Linked DNA regions of Homo sapiens: regions 1 and 3 are each linked to region 2. A link is an interaction called in ENCODE POLR2A ChIA-PET data of the cell type or tissue named here. Cell type or tissue: HepG2. All regions are shown on one strand. Each heading gives the region's core, and the rest is flanking DNA. Links, peaks and the distances in the headings are about the cores only.

What was found. Peaks named below come from ENCODE experiments on the same cell type or tissue, not always from the same donor. Only the 100,000 strongest peaks of a DNase experiment are listed, where the experiment ranks them.
Region 1: POLR2A ChIA-PET joins it to region 2 with 6 read pairs; 1 of 35 experiments calls an interaction of 5 or more read pairs at or near these places.
Region 3: POLR2A ChIA-PET joins it to region 2 with 7 read pairs; 8 of 35 experiments call an interaction of 5 or more read pairs at or near these places.

The regions. Positions count from the first base shown.
Region 1 is chr17:76,373,745-76,379,307 of GRCh38, reverse strand. No RefSeq gene overlaps it. Among named protein-coding and RNA genes, the nearest start is that of SPHK1, 8.1 kb to the left of the region's middle. In HepG2, for the core only: no CTCF peak of the experiment used is centred there; DNase peaks (open chromatin) are centred at 2,817 and 3,557; H3K4me3 peaks cover 1,333 bases.
Region 2 is chr17:75,995,528-75,999,527 of GRCh38, reverse strand. The region is part of intron 3 of TEN1 (TEN1 subunit of CST complex); the gene reads right to left. The region is part of intron 3 of TEN1-CDK3 (TEN1-CDK3 readthrough (NMD candidate)); the gene reads right to left. It overlaps LOC124904061 (a long non-coding RNA gene), which reads left to right. Exons shown (of 2, transcript XR_007065911.1): 2 at 1-856. Among named protein-coding and RNA genes, the nearest start is that of CDK3, 3.3 kb to the left of the region's middle. RefSeq lists enhancers at 1,932-1,981, 2,152-2,231. In HepG2, for the core only: no CTCF peak of the experiment used is centred there; DNase peaks (open chromatin) are centred at 987, 1,334, 2,157 and 2,487; H3K4me3 peaks cover 1,163 bases.
Region 3 is chr17:76,062,685-76,066,684 of GRCh38, reverse strand. SRP68 (signal recognition particle 68) reads left to right here. Exons shown (of 16, transcript NM_014230.4): 4 at 2,514-2,709. Among named protein-coding and RNA genes, the nearest start is that of SRP68, 7.8 kb to the left of the region's middle. In HepG2, for the core only: no CTCF peak of the experiment used is centred there; no DNase peak of the experiment used is centred there.

The DNA.
Region 1 (5,563 bases), core at 841-4,840, 380 kb before region 2:
AGTGAGTTATTAGGGCCCTAGTGTGAATCAGTGTTTCATGTTTTATTTATTTTTTTTTTTGAAACAGGGTCTTACATCGTCACCCAAGCTGGAGTGCAGTGGCACAGTCACAGCTCACTGCAGCCTCGACCTCCTGGGCTCAAGTGATCCTCCCACCTCCATCCCCTTTAGTAGCTGAGACTACAGGTGCATGCCACCAAGCCCAGCCAATTTTGTTTTTTTATTTTTTGTAGAGATGTGGTCTCCCTATGTTGCCCAGGCTGGTCTCAAACACCTGGGCTCAAGTAATCATCCCGTCTCAGCTGCCCAAAGCCCTGGGATTACAGGCATGAGCCACTGCACCTGGCCAGTGTTTCAAGTTTTGAATGAAAAGATGTAACAATACCAGGGGTCTTGATAGAAGATAGTGTAGTCTCCTAAGGGTACAGGAGGAAAGGGGTTTTTGGCTGCCAGGCCTCCATCCTCCCAGCCTTGCCAAGGTGTGATCTACTGGGAGGAGTTGTTTATGCCTATGCTGGCAGCCAGACTTCCTGTGCTCCTGCTCCCTTGACTTTCAGATGTTATCTTACACCTTGGCGTATGGCATCCTCAGCTTCCTGAGCAGATGGGTTTCTTCCCCAGTCTTTGGAAGAGCAAAGCTGAGTGTCGTGTTGGATGGGGTATTAGGTTCCTATTGCTACACACAATTAAAACAACACAAATTTTTTATCTTGCAGAAGATCAGAAGTATTAGAATGGTTGCTAATACCATTACTTTTAATGCCAAAAAACGCAATTTCCCCAGGCCAGAAGCGGTGGCTCATGCCTGTAATCCCAGCACTTTGAGAGGTCCAGGCGGGTGGATCACCTGAGGTCAGGAGTTCGAGATCAGCCTGGCCAACGTAGTGAAACCTCCTCTCTACTAAAAACTACAAAAATTCGCTGGGTGTGGTGGTGCACACCTGCAGTCCCAGCTATTCGGGAGGGTGAGGCAGGAAAATCGCTTGAACCTGGGAGGCGGAGGTTGCAGTGAGCCTGAGATCGTGCCACTGCACTCCAGCCTGGGCAGCAGAGTGAGACTCTGTCTCAAAAAACAAACAGGCCGGGTGCGGTGGCTCACTCCTGTAATCCCAGCACTTTGGGAGGCTGAGGCGGGTGGATCACCCGACGTCAGGAGCTTGAGACCAGCCTGGCCAACATAGTGAAACCCCGTCTCTACTAAAAATAAAAAATTAGCTAGGCGTGGTGGCGTGTGCCTGTAGTCCCAGCTACTCGGGAAGCTGAGGCAGGAGAATCTCTTGAACCCAGGAGGCAGAGGTTGCAGTGAGCCAAGATTGCGCCACTGCACTCCAGCCTGGGAGGTTGCAGTGAGCTGAGATCGCGCCACCGCACTCCAGCCTGGGCGACAGTGAGACTCCGTCTCAAAAAAAAAAAAAAAAAAACAGTTCCTCGTGCACCAACCTAATATAAGATGAATTGCAGGGCTGTGTTCCCTTGCCTTTTCTGGCTTCTAGAAGCCACCTGCATCCCTTGGCTCAGGGCCCCTTCCTTTACCTCGAGAGCCGGCAGCATAGCATCTTCCAGTCTATCTCTGTGTGACCTCTGCTCCCATTGACACAACTCTTCTGACTCTGACCTTCCTGCCTCCCTCATATAAGGACCCTGTGATGACATTCACCCCACCCAGAGAACCCAGGACAATCTCCCCTTCTCAAAATCCGTAATCATATCTGCAAAATCCCTCTTGCCATATAGGGTAACACGCACTCACAAGTTCCAGTGATTATGACGTGGACATCTTTGAGGGGTTTTGCCAACCACAGATGATTAGGCAAACTTAGTCTGGGAACAGTGGCTTTTGGGCTCCAGAACCTTCATTTCTGACTCCTACTCCCTCCCCAGCTCTACCCAAATGAACACAAACCAGGAACCAGCCTTCCACCAAAGAAGCATTTGTGGAGTGAGGCTGGGGTGGAGACATGTTTCTGTAGACTTTGTGGTGGTTGGTTTATCCAGCAGAAGCCCCTACAAAGAAAATTGGTTTCCATTTTTGAAAATTACCCTAAAGGGAGAAATTGGCAACTTTGCTAAACATAGTAATTACAGGATCGCAAAACCCCAACTTTGCACCTGAGGAAGGGGTGGAAGCAGACCGGCCCATCCATCTGCAGCCTGGCAGAATTCCCCACACTGCTTTGCAGGAAGGGCTTGCTGCTGGCACAGGTCCCCTGGGCACAAAATGGAGGTGGGAAATGTGTGGCCCTCCCAGGTCCTGTCCTGTGCCAGGCTGGACCAGGCCAGCCACACTGAGAACCACAGCTAGCAGGAAGAGCCGTTCAATGGGAACAGTCCACAGGCCCCTGCTGACATTAGCTCCCATGTGGGCCCAAAGTGGGTTCTGGTCTGGTCAATATCCAGTCCCACATCCTGGATACTCGTGAGGAGAGAGGCGGGTCCCCTTCTGCCGAGGCTACAGCCAGCACCCCCATTCCACCCCACTCCGCTTTTGTGTTTACCTGCATGGGTGCCCTGGTTCAGAGACCTCAAGGGAAGAGAAGCCCAACAGCTGTGTGTCAAACCACCTCAGGCAGTTCCCAAAAGGAAAGCTGGGAACCAGGAAGCAGGAGCCGGCACCTCTGCACAGGGAGCAGGAAGGCAGAGCTGCATTGATCTCCTAGCAGCCAAGCTGGAGCATCAGGCTGAGGGGATGGGTGTGTGCACAGTTTTCCAGGGGCTTTTTGTTTTGCAATGTTTTCCACTTTCACATTTCTCAAAAGCTAAAATGTGACCTTGGGTGGGTCCCAAAGCAAACAGACAGTGGGCTGAACGTGGCCCTGGGCCAGGCAGGGGATTTGCACTAATGGCCTGGGCTGTTTCCACCCACCTGAGGGTGGAACCTCATCTGTGCTACAGGACAGTGAAGTCCTTTGTCACCCTGGTCACAAACAAGCACAAGCTGCCTTTGGAGACACCCCGTTGAGGCACCCAGCTGGCCACTCAGGGGTTCACTCCTTTCCTCTATTTTTTTTTTTTTTTTTTTTTTGAGATGGAGTCTTGCTCTGTCACCCAGGCTGGAGTGCAGTGGCGCAATCTTGGCTCACTGCAACCTCCGTCTCCTGGGTTCAAGCGATTCTCCTGCCTCAGCCTCCTGAGTAGCTGGGATTACAGGCATGCACCACCATGCCCGGCTAATTTTTATATTTTTAGTAGAGACGGTGTTTCTCCATGTTGTTCAGGCCAGTCTCGAACTCCTGACCTTGTGATCTGCCCGCCTCGGCCTCCCAAAGTGCTGGGATTACAGGCGTGAGCCACTGCGCCCCACCCCACCCCTTTCCTCTTTTACCTAAACATGCAGTCGCTCAGACTTCCTCGATTGATGCCAATTAGTGGGGGGACTTGGGGGCAAAGGAGGGTGTGGACGTCCTATTTTGACAAGCTGGAAAAAGACATGGAGCCCGGAGCAGGGATTGCCCTCCCCTGTGTTCATTATCCACATGCCAAAAAATAGAAATTCCCCTCCCCTGGAGGCTTGTCTTCTGAAGGTCAAACCCTTCAATTCTTTCCAGACACAACCCTGGTAATTTAAGTAATGATTAGACAGGATGGGCTGGACAGCTGGGGCTGGGGAGGGGTGCTTAGGACAAGGGACGCCTAATTCCAGGCTGGTGCCCATGAGCTTTTGTGCAGCTACAGGAGTGACGCTAGGCTGATCCGACAGGAGAGCTGTTTCAGACAGCAGAGTTCCTTGTTCTCTTTGCTCATTGCCCTAAAGTCCTGATCACGGCAACGTGACTGGCATCTTGAGAATGAGTTAAGATGTCATTTTTCCTTCAAGGCACCATTTGATGATCCTAGCAGTGCCTGAAACTCACCATTTTGAAACTGAATGGGTAACCAAGTGATTACCTTTATAAGGGCTGGAGAGTTTGATTTTTTAATTTTATTTTGTTAACATATTTTTTTGAGACAGAGCCTCACTCTGTCACCCAGGCTGGAGTGCAGTGGTGCGATTTTGGCTCACTGCAACCTCCACCTCCTGGATTCAAGAGATTCTCCTGCCTCAGCCTCCCAAGTAGCTGAGATTACAGGCGGCTGCCACCACTCCCAGCTAATTTTTGTATTTTTAGTAGATACAGGGTTTCTCCATGTTGGTCAGGCTAGTCTTGAACTCCTGACCTCAGGGGACCTGCAAGTTTGATATTTTAATGTCTCTGATACCTCAACGCATGCAGGCTAATACTGAAATTATTTTAAAAAACAAAATTGAGGGGCTGGGCGCAGTGGCTCACGCCTGTAATCCTAACACTTTGGGAGGCCGTGGCGGGCAGATCACCTGAGTTTGGGAGTTCGAGACCAGGCTGACCAACATGGAGAAACCCCGTCTCTACTAAATATAAAAAAAAATTAACCGGGCGTGGTGGCGCATGCCTGTAATCCCAGCTACTCCGGAGGCTGAGGCAGGAAAAGTGCTTGAACCCGGGAGGCGGAAGTTGTGGTGAGCCGAGATGGCGCCATTGCACTCCAGCCTGGGCAACAAGAGCAAAACTCCATCTCAAAAAAAAAAAAAAAAAAAAAAAAAAAAAAATTGAGAGGGCCCAGAGAGTGCTCCTTTCAGATCAGTGAGGAGCATACAAGTGGCTGGAGGACATACCTTTTCTTTTCTCTTTTCGCATCTTCCCTAGAACTATAATCAGCAAGGTTCTGCACACAAAAATCCTCAAGAAATGCCCGCAGGCAGACCTCTCCCATTGGAATCGCTGGCAGATGCAGCACGGCACCCCAGGGAGGGAGCCGGGTGCATTGCAGCAATGGAGGGCCAGGAAAGGCACCGTCCAACACTCCACCTCCTCCTGGCTGGGCACAGCAGGCTGATGGGTCCCTTGAGGTACAGATGGTCCCAATGCAGAGTTAAAAAGACACATCAGTCTTCGTGACTCTGCATGGCCTAGAAAAATCTATAGCATCAGGACGTGCGGCATTTGCAAACAAGCACAAACCATTTAAGACTGGGTTCAGTGGCACACGCCTATAATCCCAGCATCTTGGGAGGCTGAGGCGGGCGGATCACCTGAGATCAGGAGTTTGAGACCAGCCTGACCAACATGGTGAAACCCCGTCTCTACTAAAAATACAAAATTAGCTGGGCGTGGTGTCACATGCCTGTAATCCCAGCTACTCAGGAGGCTGAGGCAGGAGAATTGCTTGAACCCGGGAAGCGGAGGTTGCAGTGAGCTGAGGTTGCGCCACTGCACTCCAGCCTGGGCAACAAGAGCGAAACTCCGCCTAAAAAAAAAAAGACCGAGTTCCGATTCCAATTGCCGTGTGACAAGTATCTGCCATTACTTGACTCTCAGATTGAGAATTTTGAGCTTCTAAAGAAAGAAAACACTCAATAACTGCAAAAGATGATAAACTCAGGGTTGGCTCTGCCTCCTTTCAGCTCTTGGCAGGCGTGTCATTCCTGAGGGAAGAGGCATGTGCAGTCCCACTAGCAGATCTGTCACCTCAATTTGCAGCCTTTAGTGGTATAGGAGCATGCCGCCTGGGAAAGGCTGAGCGGGAGCCAGGAGCCACAGCAAAGCCC
Region 2 (4,000 bases), core at 1-4,000:
CTACTAAAAATACAAAAATTAGCCGCGTGTAGTGGTGCATGCCTGTAATCCCAGCTACTTGGAAGGCTGAGGCAGGAGAATTGCTTGAACCCAGGAGGTGGAGGTTGCAGTGAGCCAAGATCACGCCACTGCACTCCAGCCTGGGCAACAGAGCAAGACTCCACCTAAAAAAAAAAATTTTTTTTTTGAGACAGGGTGTTGCTCTGTCACTTGGGCTGGAATGCAGTGGCTCAATCATGGCTCAATGTAGCCTCCACCTCCCAGGCTCAGGTGATCATCTCAGCTTCCTGAGGAGCTGGGACTACAGGGACGCACCACCACACCCAGCTAATTTTTGTATTTCTTGTAGAGATGGGGTCTCGCCATGTTGCCCAGGCTGGTTTCAAACTCCTGGGGTCAAGTGATCTGCCCGCCTCGGCCTCCCAACATGCATGGATTATAGGCGTGAGCCACTGTGCATTGCTGACATTTTTTTTTTCTTTCTTTTTTCCCCAGTCATAGCTTGCAAGAGAAAAAAAAAAGTTAAAAAAATTTTTTGCACTCATGCTCTTTCTGCTCTCTGAGCACTTTAATAAATAGATTTCCGAGATGGGTGGATCACCTGAGGTCAGGAGTTCATGACCAGCTTGGCCAACACGGCAAAACCCCGTCTCTACTAAAAATACAAAAATTAGCCAGGTGTGGTAGCTGGCACCTGTAAACCCAGCTACTCGGGAGGCTGAGGCAGGAGAATCGCTTGAACCTGGGAGGCAGACGTTGCAGTGAGCCGAGATCAAGCCACTGCACTCCAGCCTGGGCAACAGAGTGAGACTCTGTCTCAAAATAAGTAAATAAATAGATTCAATGTTCTAGGCTATTACATTGTTTTCTTTTGACGCTGTTTGAGATAAAGGCTCTGCCTGCCCTTTCCTCTAGTCTAGGTCATTTATAGCACAGCCTGAGGGCAGAATTCAGGGTGTCATCCTGCCTAGCTGTCTATACAGGCTACCCTTAGGCAATGAACTCATTTGAAACATGAGGTTGCCTGTGTGTCTCAGCTTCTGTTAGCCCCAGTGCTGACACAGGTCAGAGAGGAATCGGGGCGTGGCGCGGTGGCTCCCAACACTGTAATCCCAACACTTTGGGAGGGCAAGACAAGCAGATCACTTGAGGCCAGGAGCTCAAGACCAGCCTGGCCAACAAGCGAAAACCCTGTCTCTACTAAAAATACAAAAGTTACCCAGGCCCGACTACTTGGGAGGCTGAGGCACGAGAATCACTTGAACCGGGGAGGTGGATGTCGCAGTGAGCCAAGATTGCGCCACTGCACTCCAGCCTGGGAAACAGAATGAGACTCTGTCTCAAAAAAAAAAAAAAAAGGAAAAAAAAAGGAAAAAGGCCAGGCGCAGTGGCTCACATCTGTAATCCCAGCACTCTGGGAGGCTGACGCAGGCGGATCACCTGAGGTCAGGAGCTGAAGACCAGCCTGGCCAACATGGTGAAACCCTGTCTCTACTAAAAAGACAAAAATTAGCTGGGTGTGGTGGCGGGCACCTGTAATCCCAGCTACTAGGGAGGCTGAGGCAGAATCGCTTGAACCCAGGAAGCAGAGGTTGCAGTAAGCAGAGATCGTGCCACTGCACTCCCAGCCTGGGTGACAGAGCGAGACTCCATCTCAGGAAAAAAAAAAAAAGATTAAGAACCTGGAGCAAAGAAGAAGGGCCTGGGTTATAAAAAGCAGTCAGAATGCAGTGGGGTGAGGCCTGGGAAGAGGAAGGGGTTATACGGAGCACAGATGTTCTTTTAGGAGGTTTGTCTGCAAAGGGAGGGAAGGTCATGGGCAGGTAGGTCAGACTCTAGTGTAGAAGATGACTTCTTGTCATTGAGACTATTATTTCCATATAGAGGAGGCTTGAACACCTTATATGTGGACAGGGAAGAACTGTGGTAACCCCTTAGGTAGGAGGGACCCCGCTTCCTCTTAGACTAGAGGAAGGAGCTAACGGTGGCCGTTTCAGTGTCTGATGGTCGGTGGCCGTTTCAGTGTCTGATGGTAGGAGGAAGAACGGCTGCCTGTGGCCTCGATTCTAGCTGGCTCATAAAGCAATAAGCCGGGAGGGACAGGGGAGGAGAGGAAGTGGGTTCTTGTGAGGCAGGGGAATTTCTGGACTAGCTGTGGTGGCGCCGGGGAGGGGGGTGTGGCCAGGACACAGGAAGGATTTCTAGGCAGAGCAGGGGAATGCCAGTGAGCCCCTGAAATCATTGAGCTCCAAATCCTTGGAGTTCTGTGATCTTTCTGCACTCAACAGTTGGCAGAACCAGGAGGGTGGAGGCTGGGGTCTTGGGGCAGGAGTGAAGCTGCCAGGAAAGTGGCTGAAATGGTAGTGAGGCCCAACGGGGAAGAGAGATGGGGGAGAAAGCCCGGGAGTCCTGAGTCCACAGGTCCTGATAGGGCAAGAGGGACGCAGCAGAAGTAGAAGGGAGAGTGGATGGCATGCAATTTCAGGAAAACAAGTCCAAGGTGCAGCAGCAGGCGTGGGAGGTGGAATTGGGGCAGAGGTGCACAGTGGTGGAACTGGTTGGCAGCAGGGAGACAGGGAGGGATGTGTGATGCTGACACACCCGAGGAGCCGGGGAAACTCCGGCCCTGCTCCAGACTCTGTGGGTGTGTGGTTTGGGGAGAAAGGTTTGGGCAAGTCCCAGAGCTGTAAGGATGCTCGAAGAGGGAGGTGCACAGGGGACACACAGGAAGGTTTCCCTCCCTCCCTTTCTCTTCTCTTTTCTCTTTCTTTTCTTTTCTTTCTTTTTCTTTCTTTCTCTCTCTCTTTTTTTTTTTTTTTTTGACAGGGTCTCACTCTGTCACCCAGGCTGCAGTACAGTGGTACAGTCTCAGCTCACTGCAATCTCTGCCTCCCTGGCTCAAGTGATCCTCCCACCTCAGCCTCCCCAGTAGCTGGGACTACAGGCATGTGTGCAACAACGCACCCTGCTAATTTTTGCATTTTTTGTAGAGACGGGGTTTCACCATGTTACCCAGGCTGGTTATTATTATTATTTTTTTTTGAGATGGAGTTTTGCTCTTGTCACCCAGGCTGGAGTGCAATGGTGTGATCTCAGCTCACTGCAACCTCCGCCTCCCAGTTTCAAGCGATTCTCCTGCCTTGGCCTCCTGAATAGCTGGGATTACAGGCATGTGCCACCACGCTCAGCTAATTTCGTATTTTTTGTAGAGACAGGGTTTCACCATGTTGGTCAGGCCGGTCTCGAACTCCTGACCTCAAGTGATCCACCCACCTCGGCCTCCCAAAGTGCTGGGATTACAGGCGTGAGCCACCACACCCGGCCGTCCAGGCTGGTCTTGAACTCCTGGACTCAAGTAATCCACCAGCCTCAGCCTCCCAAAAGTTCTGAGATTACAGGCATGAGCCACTGTGCCCAGCCTCTTTTCTTTTTCTTTAGAAACAGGGTCTCATTTTGTCACCCAGGTTGGAGTGCAGTGGCATGATCATAGCTCACTGCAGCATCGAACTCCTGCCTCAAGCCATCCTCCTGCCTCAGCCTCCCAAGTAGCTGGGACTACAAGCACAAGCCACCACACCCCACTAATATTTTCATTTTTGTAGAGATGGCGTCTCTCTGCGTTGCCCAGGTTGGTCTCAAACTCCTGGGTTCAAGTGATCCTCCCACCTCAGCCTCCGAACATGCTAGATTAGTGAGCTCCTGAGCCCAGCCACACAAGGAAGGTTTCTGAGGGCAAAGTGCAGGGGTGCAGTGAGAGAAAAGCAGAAGGCAGAGGATGCATGGCAAGGGCTTGTGGGCAGCTGCTTGCTGTTTGCTGTGGTCCAGTGCCCTTCAGCCTGGGCATGCTCCGAGGGCCTCTGGAGTAGGCCTGGGAAAGGCTGTGCCCCACACCTTAGTTCCAGAACAGGGGGCCCTCGGGCCTTTGGATGGCGCCAGCGGGTGTCAGGTCCATGGGTTTTATCACACACCAGCATGTCTTCACCTGTTGGTCTTCTTAGCT
Region 3 (4,000 bases), core at 1-4,000, 67 kb before region 2:
GTCTCTGTACAGGGAAGCTTCTTCTCCCTTCTTGCCTATTAAACTCTGCTTTTTAAAACCAAAAAAAAAAAAAAAAAACCTGTTGGGATGGCAAATGTTGAAGTCAGTGATTAGAATCTAATTGATTATTAGGTAAGGTTTCTAGAATATAAATTTCAATGTCTGAAACTAGATGCATATATCAATATATCTTAATGAAATTGAGTGGTTGAGTGGTGTGTTTTTTTTTTTTTTTGAGACGGAGTCTCACTCTGTTGCCCAGGTTGGAGTGCAGTGGTGTCGTCTCACCTCACTGCAACTTCCACCTCCCGGGTTCAAGCTTCTCCTGCCTCAGCCTCCGGAGTAGCTGGGATTACAGGCACGTGACACCACGCCCAGCTGAGTTTTGTATTTTTAGTAGAGACAGGGTTTCACCATGTTGGCCAGGCTTGTCTTGAACTCCTGACCTCAGGTGATCCACCCACCTCTTGCCTTCCAAAGTGCTGGGATTACAGACGTGAGCTACTGCGCCAGGCTGGTGTGTAAATTATTATAGAAGAGTCTTGTATTTCAGTGCTGAATACACCAGTGCTTGGCATTTGCTGAAGAATTTTTAGTCTGTCAGGCAACATGTAGTCAAGGCCCCCGGGTCTTCCTCACAGTTACGGGCCAAATTACGCTGCTGCCACCTTTTGTGTAAATGAAGTTTTATTGGAACCCAGCCACGCCCATTCACATAGGTATTGTTTAGAGCTGCTTTGTGCTACATCAGCAGAGTAGTTGTGACACACTAGATATAGAAGGAGAGGAGGCATGGTCCTTGAACCTCATTGACTTTCATCTTATTGGAAAATGTTGGTCAGTGCAAACCAGGGAATGCTACAGTAAAAGTGCAATGTTGTATATCATTTACTGTTCAGCATTCTAAAGCCTTGGAAAGGAGACTTGAGCTTGAAGGCTTTTGACAGGGAAGTCAGTAAGCCCACACAGAGGAGGCTTGACCTTGAAGGATTTGTGAGAGTGAAGAACATTCTGTGTCGGGGGAAGCAGCATGCCCTGGTATCCGTGCATGCAGTCTAGGAACTGTAAAGCTCTGGACACTTGTTAGCTGCTACTCAGGCAGTGAAAAGGTTGTGAGCTTGGTGTGTACAGTCAGAAAGCTAGAGCCTGGAGACCATAATAGGATGCAGCAGGATGTAGTGATTAAATCTCATGAGAACCAGTTGGGAGAAATCTGGACTCTCCCTTTTTTTTTTTTTTTTTTTTTTGAGACAGGGTCTCACTGTCACCCAGGCTGGAGTGTAGCAGTGGGATCATAGCTTACTGCAGCCTTGAACAACTCCTGTCTCACCCTCCTGAGTAGCTGGGACTATAGGCATGTACCACCATGCCCAGCTAACTTTTCTCTTTTTTTCTTTTGTAAAGATGGGATCTCGCTGTGCTGACCAGGCTGGTTTCAAACTCCTGGCCTCAAGTGATCCTCCCACCTCAGCCTCCCAGTGTACTGGGATTACAGACATGAGCCACTACACCGAGCCTGGACTATCTTATGATAGCAAGATCCTTTACTCTGAAGAGACAAGGTTAAGCTGAAGTTTAAGACAGATTGATCAAGGCAGTAAAGAAAGATTCACCAGTATAATAATAAAGTAGTTAACGACCTTACTGAGCACTTAGTAAGTGCCAGGTTCTGGTCTAAATGTGTTATTTGTATTACTACATGGGAGAGCGGTGCGCAGAAAGGTTAGTACTTTGCCCACAGTCACACAGCTAGTAAGCGGTGGCACTGGGATTCTGTCCCGGGCTCTGGAGCTCTTGTTTATCACCACTTTAATATACTGCCTCTTTTTTTTTTTTTTTTTTTTGAGATGGAGTCTTGCCCTGTTGCCCAAACGAGAGTATAGTGGCGTGATCTCAGCTCACTGCAACCTCCGCCTCCTCGGTTCAAGAGATACTCCTGCCTCAGCCTCCCAAGTAGCTGGGATTACAGGCGCATACCAACACACCCAGCTAATTTTTGTATTTTTAGTAGAGATGGGGTTTCACCATGTTGGCCAGGCTGATCTCGAACTCCTGACCTCAGGTGATATGCCTGGCTCAGCCTCCCAAAGTGCTGGGATTATAGGTGTGAACCACCGCACCTAGGCAATATACTGCCTCTTAAGGACTTTTCTAACTGGATTGAGATGAAGGAAGTGTTGATTCAAAAATGAGGCCAGATCGTGTGCCTAGACCGTGTCTGTTTGACAACATTCAGGAGGGGTAGGTCATGATTCTGGATTTACCGTGTTTGAGGTGGTAGAGGCTTTTCAATGAGATGTGTCTAGTAGATGATGAGAAACCTGAGATTGAGCCCAGGTTAGGAATAGAGATACTGGTTTAGAGTCATGGCTGAGAATATCAGAAGAGTTGTTTTGAGAGTGGCAAAGGCGGGAGAGTATAAAGAAAAGCCGAGAAGCCGAAGATTACACCTCAGAGAATATCTGGGTCTGTTGATGGCCTTTATTGTCTCCCCACTTCTGTCTCTGGTCTAGATACTTGCTTCTGGTTCTGATGGATGCTGAAAGAGCCTGGAGCTACGCCATGCAGCTGAAACAGGAAGCCAACACTGAACCCCGAAAACGGTTTCACTTGTTATCTCGCCTACGCAAAGCCGTGAAGCATGCAGAGGAATTGGAACGCTTGTGTGAGAGCAATCGCGTGGATGCCAAGACCAAATTAGAGGCTCAGGTTAGTACCTCAACATTCAGCTTGTTTATTGTGGAGATTAAAGACATTTTAAAAAGCTGCAGTTAAACAGAACAGAGTTTCTTAGTGTTAGAAAGTGACAGTCAGAAGAGGAAAAAAACTTTCCGAACTTGCTTTTAAGAGGAGAAGTTAGCATGTTTTGTTTATCAGCTCTTGATTTTTTTTATCCTTTTTTTAAAATTGGGCAACGCTTCATTCCATAAAATAGAATGAGTATTCCCAAGCTCTTGGTTTTTTATAACTAGCTGTAACTTTTTTTTTTTTTTTTTTCAGACAGAGTCTTGCTTTGTCGCCCAGGCTGGAGTGCAGTGGCGCGTTCTCAGCTCACTGCAACGTCTGCCTGTCAGGTTCAAGCAATTCTCCTGCCTCAGCCTCCCGAGTAGGTGGGATTATAGGCACGTGCCACCACGCCTGGCTAATTTTTTTATTTTTAGTAGAGACAGGGTTTCACTGTGTTGGCCAGGCTGGTCCCGAGCTCCTGACCTCGTGATCCACCCACCTGCCTTGACCTCCCAAAGTGCTGGGATTGCAAGCGTGAGCCACTGCACGTGGCCATCTAGCTGTAACTTTTTAAGAAAGGTCATGTTTTGATATATAGATGAAAGCTTACAATCTTGTACCTGGAAAGTTCACAAAGTAAACTTTTTTTTGGAAGTGAGTTTTTTAAAAAAGAGATGGTAGATATTGCAAGGTTTTATTCAACTTCTGATGCTTATGTTATAGCTCAGAAAATGGTTAAGTAAAATGCAGAAAACAAATTTCCTTCTTTTGAAGTTCTTTCCTGGGAAGTGAATAAATCATAATAAATTGCCTATGTATCACATTTTATTGGTTAAATACGTATTTCTCTTTAAAAATCAACCTGTGATTAATATATCTATATTCTTAGGCCGGGCGTGGTGGCTCACGCCTGTAATCCCAGCACTTTGGGAGGCCAAGGTGGGCAGATCACAAAGTCAGGAGATCGAGACCATCCTGGCTAACACGGTGAAACCCCATCTCTACTAAAAATACAAAAAATTAGCTGGGCGTAGTGGCGGACACCTGTAGTCCCAGCTACTCAGGAGGCAGAGGCAGGAGAATGGTGTGAACCCGGGAGGCGGAGCTTGCAGTGAGCTGAGATTGTGCCACTGCGCTCCAGCCTGGGGGACAGAGCAAGACTCCATCTCAAAAAAAATATATATATATATTTTATATATATATATATATATATATATATATATATATAAAATAAATATAATATATTGTATAATATACAATATATAATGTATAT